Regions from separate parts of the Homo sapiens genome. Here region 1 is linked to region 2. A link is an interaction called in ENCODE POLR2A ChIA-PET data of the cell type or tissue named here. Cell type or tissue: GM12878. All regions are shown on one strand. Each heading gives the region's core, and the rest is flanking DNA. Links, peaks and the distances in the headings are about the cores only.

Region 1 (8,862 bases), core at 3,675-6,174, 250 kb after region 2:
ATCAGAAAACCAAACACTGCATGTTCTCACTCATAAGTGGGAGTTGAACAATGAGAACACATGGACACAGGAAGGGGAACATCAAACACTGGGGCCTGTAGGGGGTGGGGGGCTAGGGAAGGGATAACATTAGGAGAAATACCTAATGTAGGTGATGGGTTGATGGGTACAGCAAACCACCACGGCACGTGTATACCTATGTAACAAAATTGCATGTTCTGCACATGTAGCCCAGAACTTAAAGTATTAATGATAAAAAAAAAGAGAAAACACATACACACACACACACCTACAAGTTATTGGCTTTATTATATTTTAAAGTTTATTAGAGTTATCATATAGATTGAATGCTAGGAAAGAATGTTCTTATTAAATTTATTAAATCTGCATGATAGGCATTTGAGCAATTCAGATGTGTTAAATACCTAATTGTAGTTCGAAGTGTCTAAGAAAATTTTGTTATTTAAGATAGGACATTTTAGTTTTTTAACTTATGAACTAATTTAAACATTTATCAAGGAGTGTGAAAATAGCTCTTCTGATTTTTGGACAATTGCTATATTTCTAAATAAAAAAGAAAGAAGATTTGCAAACTGAATTTAAATGTTCAGAAAAATGGAGATTCTTAATTTATAGCTTTAATAATTTGAATACTAATGTTAAATCCTGCTACAGTCAATGATTGGGCAAGCAGACAGAATCTTTCTTTCTGGACATACAAACTCTGATTTTTAGGAACTCCAATGATAATTCCCATTGTGATCTCAGAGACACAGAGTAACTTAGTCCACATAGACCGAGCTCCACATTGGGGAAACGTGCCATGGGGGACGGGTTGTGCACGTGCAGTTCCCATGTGGGTCATGCTGTTCATAGACGCTGACTGGAATGTCTAACTCACTCCTCATTTTTCAAAGTTTCATCTTTTCATAACTGCTTGAATTCTTCAAGGTCTTTCTTCTCCCCAACAACATTATTTAGACTCATTTATATTGCCATATGTAGTCATTTAATATTCATTCCATTCTATGAATGTACCACTGTTATTTATTCATTTTACTATTGATGGAAATTTCAGGTTGTTTTCAGCTTTTTATTTATTATAAGCAATTTCTGCTATAAATAATCTTATACTCATCACCTGTTTGCACATGCAAGGCTTTTGCTAGTATCCGTAAATGTCTAGGATTGGAATTGAAGGGTGAATTAAAATAGGTGATGCCGAAGATTGTACTGATTTCTGCTGTACATCAGCATAGGAGACATCCTGTTGCTTTATGTCTTTATGAATACTTGATAGTGCCAAGATTTTTAATATTTGCCAGTCATGTGGGACTAAAATTTTATACCAATGGGGTTTTAATTTGTATTTCTCTGATTACAAATGAGCTGAACATCTTTTAATGTTTTTAATATTTGGTTTCCTTCCTTTGTGAAATATTCATTTTGGCCCATTTTTTCATTGGGTTATTTATTATTTTTAATAGACCTTGACACACAGGAAGAGATACGTATTGTATGTGTTATTAATTCATAGGAGTTCTTTATATATTCATGATCCTGATCCTTTGTCAGTTTGATGTGTGGCAAATATCTCCTTCCAGTTGATGGTATGTATTTTTTCTCTCTTTTAATGGCTATTTTTGATGAACATAAATTCTTTTAATGTAATTTATTTTGTCAATATTTTCCTTTATAATTTCTATCCTTTGAACTGTGTTCAAGAGTGGCCTAAGTACCCTGAGGTGATAAAGATATTCTCCTATATTTTCTTCTAAAGATTTTTTGTAAAAACACCCTTTTATTTTGAAACACCTTCAAGCTAATAGATATGTTGAAAAGATAAAAATAGTACAAAGGACCTCAGTATACCCTATTCCCAGATGCACATATTATTTACATTTTACTCCCATTTTCTTTTGCATTCTCTCTCTCAACTTTTGAAAATCTCTTTCTTGAAACCTTTAATGGTAAAGTAAGTAAATCATGGCCCTTTACCCAAAATGCTTCTAATATATTTTTTTAGGAATAGGGATATGTTTCTAAAAGTTTAAAAAATTTGCTTCCCCCATTTAAATTCTTGGTCCATCAATAATTCATTTTTGAGTAAGTTATGAGGCAGAGAGACAATATAAATTTTTATGGAGATATCTAAGAGTCCCACACTCTCTGAAAATAATCCAACATTTCCTCTGTAATGTTACTTGCAACAAATATCAAGATTTCACATGTGCATGGATCTGAGTCTGGGCTCTTCAGTTTGTCCCTTTGGTCTGTTTGTCTGTCCTATTAAGACAGACTACATTATCTTAATTACTATAGCATTGTAGGAAGTCTTGATATCTGGCTGGGGAAATCTCTCTACATACTTTGTCTTCTTTAAGGGTGTTTTAATGACCATAAGATCTTTACTCTTTTATATAAATTTTAGAATTAGTTTATCAATTGCCAGGAAAAGTCACTTGGGGATTTTGATGAGAAATTCATGAAATCCATTGTTAAATTAAATAAGCAGGAGGCCAGTAAACTGAGGTTGTCTTTGTACCTTGATTTCCTATGCAACAAACTGCAGCCTAACTTAGCGTGTACTAAACTCAACACTTTTTTCTAACAAATGGCTGGGTTTCAGCCAATCACAGGTAGCCAACTGATTACATCATGAGAAAATAAGCCAAATGCCAGCTGTAGCGATTCAGATGCTTTCTCTACCTGGCTTCCATATTCAGTCTATTTCCATAGCTCACTGCTCATGCTTCTGGGTAGAGCTCTCTGAACCTCTTCTGGTTCTGAGTGCTGCCTGATTCATGAAATGTTCTTTGCTCAAATAAATTCTGCTAAACTTAATTTGTCTGAAGTTTTTCTGTTAATACTATAAATCAATTTTCTAGGAACTGACATCTTTGCAAAATTGAGCCTTCTGATCTATGAAGTTAGTATGTTCCTCCATTTAGTTATTTAAAAAATCTCTGCAATAAATGTTTGTAGAATATTTTTGCAGAAAAATATTGCACATCTTTTTCATATTTATGCATCAGTATTGTATATATTTCTTGATATTATAAATGGTATTTTTAAAAAATGTAAAATTCTAAATGTTTGTTATCAGTATATAGAATACAAATTGGTATTATAGCTAGTAAGCTGGCTAGAAGCTCTAATGTTAATAATATATCTGTAAATTTTTTAGGTGGTCTATGCATACAATTATATGATTTGCATATAGTAACAATTTTGTTTCTTTTTTCCCGATATTTATATCTTTCATTTGTTTCTTATTTATCTAGGATGACTAGGACTCTTAAAATAATATTGAATAGAAGTGAGAGTAAATGTTCTTGAATTGCTCCTAATTTCAAAGGGAATAATTTTTAGTATTTCAACATTGGGTGTTTACTGTCATTTTTTTGTGAAGGTCTTTGATCAAACTAGAAAGTTTTCTTCTATTCTTAGTCTATTGCATATTGAATGTCATTGAATGCTTTTCCTGAATCTCTATGATGATTAATTGGCCCTCTTTAATCTGTTAGATCCGTTATATTAATAGATTTTTCTGAGTTTGAACTAACCCTGCATTCCTAGAATAAACCTAACTTGATTGTGATATAATACATATTATGTAGGATTATATTATATAGAATTCAGTCTGTCAATATTTTGTTGAGAGTTTTGCTTCTATTTTTAATGCATTAGTTTTTTTTCCTGATTTTACAAATTTTGTAAAATAAGTTGAGATAATGTTTTCTCTTTTTCTGCTTGCTGGAAGAATTTGGTAAGATTGAAAGTATCTATTCCTAAATTTAGTGAGAACTCACCTGTAGAACCATTTAGGCTTAGAGTTTCTTGTGGGAAGATTTTTAATTACTGACTTAATTTTGTTAACAGTTATCAAGCCAGTCAGATTTTCTATTATTGCCTGAGTCATTTTTGGTAATTTATATTTTTCTGAGAAGTTGGCTGCTTCATATAATTTTTCAAATTATTTTTATAAACTTATAATATTCTTCTTTTATCTTTATAATTACTGCTACATCTGTGGTTTGGTCCTCTTTTTATCTCAGTCTTAATATTTTTTATTTATAACTTCTCTGTCTTTTCTTGATCAGTTTTGCTGGAAGTTTATCCATTTATTAGTGTTTTTAAAGATATAACTCTTAGCATCTTGATCCTCTTTATAGCTTTTATGTTTCCTATTTTATTAACTTCTTCTCTTGCCTTTATTATTTCTTTTTCCTACTATCTTTGGGTCTATATTGTTTTTCAAAGTTGACTTCTTAAATTGAATGTTTAGTGCAGTCATCTTTAATTTTTATTTCTTAAATATAATCAACATAATGATTATAGAAATTTATAAAATAAGTTGCCTTATCTGTATTGCTTTTTTTTCCCTCTACTAGTTTGGAAGTTATGCAGTTTATTTCTAGTCTTTTAGTGTATCCCTAGAATTTTTTCATGTATATTTAATCAATGTGTCTAATGTTAGTGAATATTTTATTCTCTTGAATAATCTAAATATATCCATATGCTTTTCCTTCAATTACCTCTCAATCAATTTACATGCTATTATTGTCAGCAGGTAAGAACTATATTTAACTCAGTCTGGTTTTTATTTTCTCATCTCCATAAATTAGACATTGTTATCTCTAAGTTACTCCATGATTAAAAAAAAGTCATCACCATTTTGGGTTCCAAGGTAATTATTGCAAGTCCTAATTATTGCAAGACTTATACTGGCCTTCATTGTCCTAAGGAGTGCAGACTTTTAGTCTAGGCCTGATTTGGAGGATACCAAAACTATTTTAAAAATCAAGTCTGTGAAACTATTGCTGTTTCTGAGAACTGTTTACCTCAGACAAATTTCCCCTTGATTGAGATGATCAAACAACGGCTACTCTCTCACCCTTTCCTGTTTTCATACTCTGACACATACTGTGTTTTCTTTCTAATGAAACAAGTCTGGGGAATTTTCTAGTACCCCTAAAAACCTGCTTTTAAAAATAAAGTTCATGAAATATTTCCCCTCTTACTGGGATTCCACTGATTTCCACTGGTTCCCTTTCCTTTCCTTGCACCTGAAGCCTTGGGTCTTTACTGGCAAATAAAGTATTTGGGTAAGGCATGAGATATTTAATATGTGAAAACAAAAAGCCTCAGTAAATAGTGGAGATGTGGGCTTTACTTGTCAGAGTGCATTCCATGTGTTTCCTGAGTAAACGTTTCAGAAAAACCCTTAAAGACAACAGACTCTAATCAGGCCAGCACAGCACACACACACAAAAAGTCCAAGTGAAAGCGTAAGATAAGAGAGAATTATGACTATTCTCTCTAAAAAGGAAAGCTCTATTTCTGAAAGTGTAGAGTCAAAACAGTTGAATTCTTCATCCTTACAGTCCTGCTGGGAGTGAAGAACTACCAGATTTCTGACCCGAACAAGAGCAACGACCTGCCTCCAAGCTGTCGGACTCTAAAACTCATGCCCTGATGCAAATGACCCTCTCAATGGATCCCTGGTACACACGTTGGGTTCCTTGATTTTGGTCTCACTCAAAGTTTATTGTGTGTCAAATTTATAAAAAGGGAAAAGCCCGTCTGTGACCAGATGAAGAGACAATGCAAATCTTACCTGGCTATGACGGTGCTGGATCACAGCAGGCCTGCAGGCCCTCAGGGAGGCAACGTAGCTTCCCTGCAGACGTCCTGCGGGTGCTGGGGTGAGAAGACAACAGGCCTTTGGAAGACGTGGCTGCAAAGTCAAGCCACAAAGTGACAATGATGACCTCTGACTGAGAATTAGAAGACTGAAGGGAGAATGTTAAAATGTGGTCAAGATTTTGATTGCAAAATCTACACTCAAAATGATCTTTTAGGTTGTTTTTTTTTTAAATCCATAAAATGGGTTTATCTGAGATAAAGAGACATCTCTTTGTTCAGTATGGGGAAATTTCTTCCATAAATATGCAGTAATAGAGGATGTTTTTCCCTTTGAAGTTTACTGCTTATAGTATTTCTAGATCTCAACTTGTGAACATTACCAATATTGCAACATTTTGCTTCATCACTGAGTGTTTTAAGTTTTACCTCTCATTTCTTGAATGGTTGTAGAGACTGTCAAATGGAAGTCTGGGGCATATCTTTTCTAAACTTGCTTAGAATCCTTCTAGAGCTTATCTTTTTCTTAAGATTGAGGGCTGTCATAGATGAATTTAAATTTCTTTCTATGTTTCCAATAGAAAATTCATGTTTAATTTCTAAATGAATATAAGGTATTCTTTTTGAGAGTAGTTTCATTTTTTTAATCATAATCACTTAAAAATATCTAAGTGTTTTGTGAGGATAGAAACTTTATAATTTTATATTTGTATTTATTTATTTAGACGTTGTCTCGCTCTGTCACCCAGGCTGGAGTACAATGGCACAATCTTGGCTCACTGCAACCTCCACCTCCCGGGTTCAAACAATTCTCCTGCCTCAGCGTCCCAAGTAGCTGGGATTACAGGCATGTACCACCATGCCCAGCTAATTTTTGTATTTTTAGTAGAGATGAGGTTTCGCCATGTTGGCTAGGCTGGTCTCGAACTCTTGACCTCAGGTGATATGTCCACCTCAGCCTCCCAAAGTGCTGGGATTACAGACATGAGCCTGTAATCATGTATTTAGACATATGTTCATGTGTGTGCTTTATTTTAAATTATATTAATATTTTTCCAGTGTCCCCAGTGTGCCAGGTACTACTGTGTCTTACATATAGTAATTTATTTGATCCTCATGAAAGCCCTATGAATATGTACTGTCATTATTTCCATTTCGTATGTGAAGAAGCCTGGGCACAGAGAGGTTAAGTGACTTCCCCCAGTCACACAGCTCATGACGCCGGACCTATAGCGCTGCTGACTCTCGTGATGCTCTGCTGTAATATAATAACTCTCTGGCCAGATGCGCTGAGCATTTAACCTGTTTCCCAGGTTCATCCACATGTGGAAGCTGCATTAACTTCTAGAACCACCAGGACGTTATACTAAGCCAGACACCAAAGGACAAATGCTGTCTGATTCTACTGGCGTGGCGTCCCTAGAATAGGCAAATTCATGGAGACAGAAAGTAGAATGATGGCTGCCGGGGGCTGGAGCAGGAGGCGTGGGAGTTGTTTAATGGGTATAGGGTTTCATTTTGTTGGGGAAAGGAGTTCTGGAGATAGATGGCGGGCTGGTTGTACCACATGTAAATGTACTTACTGCTACTGAACGGTGCACTTACAATGGTTAAAAATGCTATTTTTTTTTTACCGTAGTTTAAAGCACCCCACTAAAATTATCTTCAATAGGCCAATGATTCAGGGAACACAGAGCATCTCCTGTTACTGGGAGCTGCTGGGTAATGGAAAAGTTGTGTTCAGCTACTTTGAACCCTTCAGAAGCAAGGGAGACTTCAAACTGGGGATTGACCTGAGAGATAGCTATAACTTGGAAAACTGTGCGTGGCTTTGATTCTCTCATATGCATTTCACCTTTTGGTTTCTGCTGTGAATTGGTGGAAAAGAGAGGCTAGAGCTGCGTCTGGTGGGAGGGCTGGAGACCGTGGCTACGGCGCACCTCTCCTACTGCACTGGGAGTAGGGGAATTGGCTTGCCTGCTGGCGGGCCTCCCCGGGCTTGGCTCTGTGAGCCTCTCTCGCAGGTCTGGGCTTCAGTTCTTGGACATTTTTGCCCCTGAGTGACCGTGTCTGGCTGCTGTGGTCTCTGTGTGTCCCACCCTGCTGCCTCCCTGCAGTGCTCCAGGACTGGGCCTCCACCACAATAATAATCACCACCGTTTTATCAGGCACCAGGGCACACACAGTCAGGTGTAATCTTCACAGCAGCCCCTTCAGGTCAGTGCCAGTACCCCCAATTATCAGAGGAAGACCCTTCCTTCAATCCCCACTGATGAAATTAGGACCCCCAAATACACTTTCTCATAGTACCTTGTACATTTGATCCCAGCCCTTTCCTCCATGTAGTTGCCAGATGGGCGTAATTTGTTGTGATGTCTAGCTCCCCTATTAGTAAGCTCTGCCTCCGTTTTTGTTCCTAAAAGTAACTCCAGCAAGAGGCAACACAGTGCTGGGCTGCATTAGGCTTTTGGCCAACATTTATAGAGTGAAGAAATGAGTTGCATAACATGTCCAAGGTCCTGTTGCAAATCAATGACAGGTTAAAAAACAGGATTAAAATAAAACCCTATCACATATCTCTTCCTTGTTCTCTGTTTTAAAAATTATATATGTACACACACGTATATATGTATATGTGTGTACATATGTGTGCATGTGCGTATCTGTGTATGTGTGTATACATACGTGTTTTTTAAAAAATATGGCAGGAAGGGCTGGGTGTGGTGGCTCAAGCCTGTAATCCCAGCAGTTTGGGAGGCCCAGAGAGATGGATCACCTGAGGTCAGGAGTTCAAGACCAGCCTGGCCAACGTGGTGAAACCTGTCTCTATTAAAAATAAAAAAAATTAGCGGGCGCCTGTAATCCCAGCTACTCGGGAGACTGAGGCAGGAGAGTCATTTGAACCCGGGAGGCAGAGGTTGTAGTGAGCTGATATCATGCCATTGCACTCCAGCCTGGGCAACAGGAGCGAAACTCCATCTCAAAAAATAAATAAAATAAAATAAAAATAGGGCAGGAAGAAGAGAAGAGGAAGACCTGCAATTCCCTAAGGGAAGAAGCAAGCGGGGGTGAATGACAGCCTTCAGTGACAGGCAGGGGATGTCAGAGAGAGTCAATGCCAGAGGCTTGGCTCCTGGTTGGGCAGCAGAGGCCCTCAGGGTGACAGCCCTCCCTCCCAAGGCTGGGATACATCAAGAATCAGGTGGAACTATTGAT
Region 2 (2,500 bases), core at 1-2,500:
ATCTAAGAAGCCCATAGATCACCAAATAATGCTAAAACAAAACACCTAGACACATCACAGTCAAAGTGCTGAAAACCAAAGAAAGAAAATCTTGAGGGCAGCTAGAAAAATTTCATATAATTATTTCAGAAAAAAATCTGACTTTAGGGCAAAACATATGAGATAAAGATGTTCTTTACTTAATGATAAAAGGAAAAAATGCTAGTATGCAACTCTGCATGGAAAATCATAAAAATAATCTAATTTATTTTCCAACAAATACATCATAAAGTATACATTCCAGGATAAGGTTGAGCATTCTCCCAGTCACAGCTCCACCAGCAATCCCCAATCCCATATTCCTAATGTTTCTATCAAAACAAGCAAGTAAATCATAGAGTTTGAGAGATACACAGAAGGCCAATATTAGTAGGAGACAGACTTTAACAGCAGGCAGAAATCTGATTCAATGATGATTTAGGAGACTTGAAAGAGCCACAGTTGCTACACATATGGTTGTGAGGTGTTTTGAGGTTAAAGAGTAAATTCTTCAGAATATTTCTGAATAAGTATTGCATCCTTAGAAATTCACAAAGGGGTTTTGCAATGGCTGAAGATGTGGCTTACCTCTGAGAATAAAGGCAAAGTATCTCTTATGATTAGTCTGAAGCTCTAAAGTAAAATATTGCAAATCCATTTACAATTACTTACAACTTATTTATGAGGCATTTCTTTCCACTTTAAACAAAATTTTAGAGTTATAATGACTATATTACTTAGAAATGACATACCTAGTTGGTTGACTTGTCTAGGTATGGCTGTTATAAACAAACTAAAAATGCTATGAATATACTAGGAAAGTGGTTCTCTATTTCTTAGCAATTTTTTCTTCTAAGTGGCTGAATTTTTATGTGTTTAGTTCACTTTTCATTTGTGGTTTGAGATTTTTAGATAGGAATCTGAGAAAGATGAACTACAGGGAAAAAAGGGGTCAAAGTGAATTTCTAAAAATCGCTGTAAAAATTCAGCTAAAGTCGAAACTCTTCTCTAGCTGTGAGTTTTGTCTGCAAGTTTAACCTTGAGTTTACAAAATAACACCCAATATTTGTCCATTATGAAACAATGTGATTAGACTCATTATGAAACAATGTTAGTAGATCATTAAACAGCAGAGACACTTTTGCTCTAATTAGCCTCCACTAAATGAAAAAATCTTCTGTCTCCTGAAACCCCATAAAAATGAGGTATGAATGAAAAAGGTACAATCCACCAACAATTAAGAAAAAGAAGGCAATTAACTCACAACAGAAGTCAACAAGTTTCTGGAAGGCTAGAAGCAGATGAAATGACAGCTGAATGAAGGAGTGGAGAAAGCTGAAGTCTCATGGACAAGGAGGGTGCTGTAGACAAAATGGCAACTCATCTGCCCTGCAGAAACCTTGACTTTGGAAAATGCAGGTAACAACAGAAGGCAGGAGTTAGGAAAGGGCCAGAACACAGAGGCTTAAGTAGCTATCTGTATATCGAACAGTCAACTTCTCTCCATCCTAAAGGGAAGGTAGCTGTAGGTTTAAGGATCACCTCATAGTTGAAGAAAATCTGATATGAAGGCAGGTGGATCATTTGAGGTCAGGAGTTCAAGACCAGCCTGGCCCACATGGTGAAACTCTATCTCTACTAAAAATACAAAAATCAGCCAGGTGGTAGTGGCGCGTGCCTGTAATCTCAGCTACTCAGAAGGCTGAGGCAGGAGAACTGTTTGAACCTGGGAGGTGGATGTAGCAGTGAACTGATATTGTGTCACTGCACTCCAGTCTGGGCGACAAAGTGAGACTCTGTCCACCCCCGCCCCCCCGCCCCCTGCCAAAAAAAAATAAAATCTGATATGAATGTGAAAGGTCTGCATAAACAAAGAAAAAAACTAAATCCAGATTAAGTGAAGACAACATAGCAGAGAGACGAGAACTTAAATTCTGATTAATATCATTAAGAGATTTTAAGACACTATTGTACCCATAAAACAACAACCTTCCTCGAAAAGGAATCAGAGAACTAGCTCTTGGAAATTAAAAACATCACTGCCAAAATGAAAATTTCATATGTGAGTCGGAAAAAAATTTAAGGAAATCTCCTAAAATGTAGAATGGAAAGACAAGGAGGGGCCGGGTATGATGGCTCATGCCTGTAATCCCAGCACTTTCGGAGGCCTAGGAGGGAGAGTCATTTGAGCCCAGGAGTTTCACCAGCCTGGGCAACAAACGGAGATGCTGTTTCTACAAAAAAATTAAAAAATTAGCCAGGCATGGTGGCGCGCGCCTGTAGTCTCAGCTACTCCAGATGCTGAGGTGGGAGGATCATTTGAGCCTGGGAGGTCGAGGCTACAGTCAGCTGAGATAGCACCACTGTACTCTACAGCCTGGGCAACCGTGACACCCTGCCCCTGCCCCTGTCCCTGATACCCCCAAGAAAGACAAAGACGTGAAATATACTGAAGATGTAACGAGAAATAGATAGAAAGCTC

What was found. ChIA-PET counts read pairs that join two places held together with the same protein. Peaks named below come from ENCODE experiments on the same cell type or tissue, not always from the same donor. Only the 100,000 strongest peaks of a DNase experiment are listed, where the experiment ranks them.
Region 1: POLR2A ChIA-PET joins it to region 2 with 6 read pairs; 1 of 35 experiments calls an interaction of 5 or more read pairs at or near these places.

What each region holds. Positions count from the first base shown.
Region 1 is chr6:149,137,058-149,145,919 of GRCh38, reverse strand. LOC124901426 (a long non-coding RNA gene) reads right to left here and starts at 5,771. Exons shown (of 2, transcript XR_007059807.1): 1 at 5,621-5,771. RefSeq lists an enhancer at 5,195-5,424. In GM12878, for the core only: no CTCF peak of the experiment used is centred there; DNase peaks (open chromatin) are centred at 4,869 and 5,559; H3K4me3 peaks cover 1,521 bases; H3K27ac peaks cover 2,246 bases.
Region 2 is chr6:149,391,480-149,393,979 of GRCh38, reverse strand. All of the region lies in intron 3 of TAB2 (TGF-beta activated kinase 1 (MAP3K7) binding protein 2), which reads right to left. Among named protein-coding and RNA genes, the nearest start is that of SUMO4, 7.5 kb to the left of the region's middle. In GM12878, for the core only: no CTCF peak of the experiment used is centred there; a DNase peak (open chromatin) is centred at 1,289.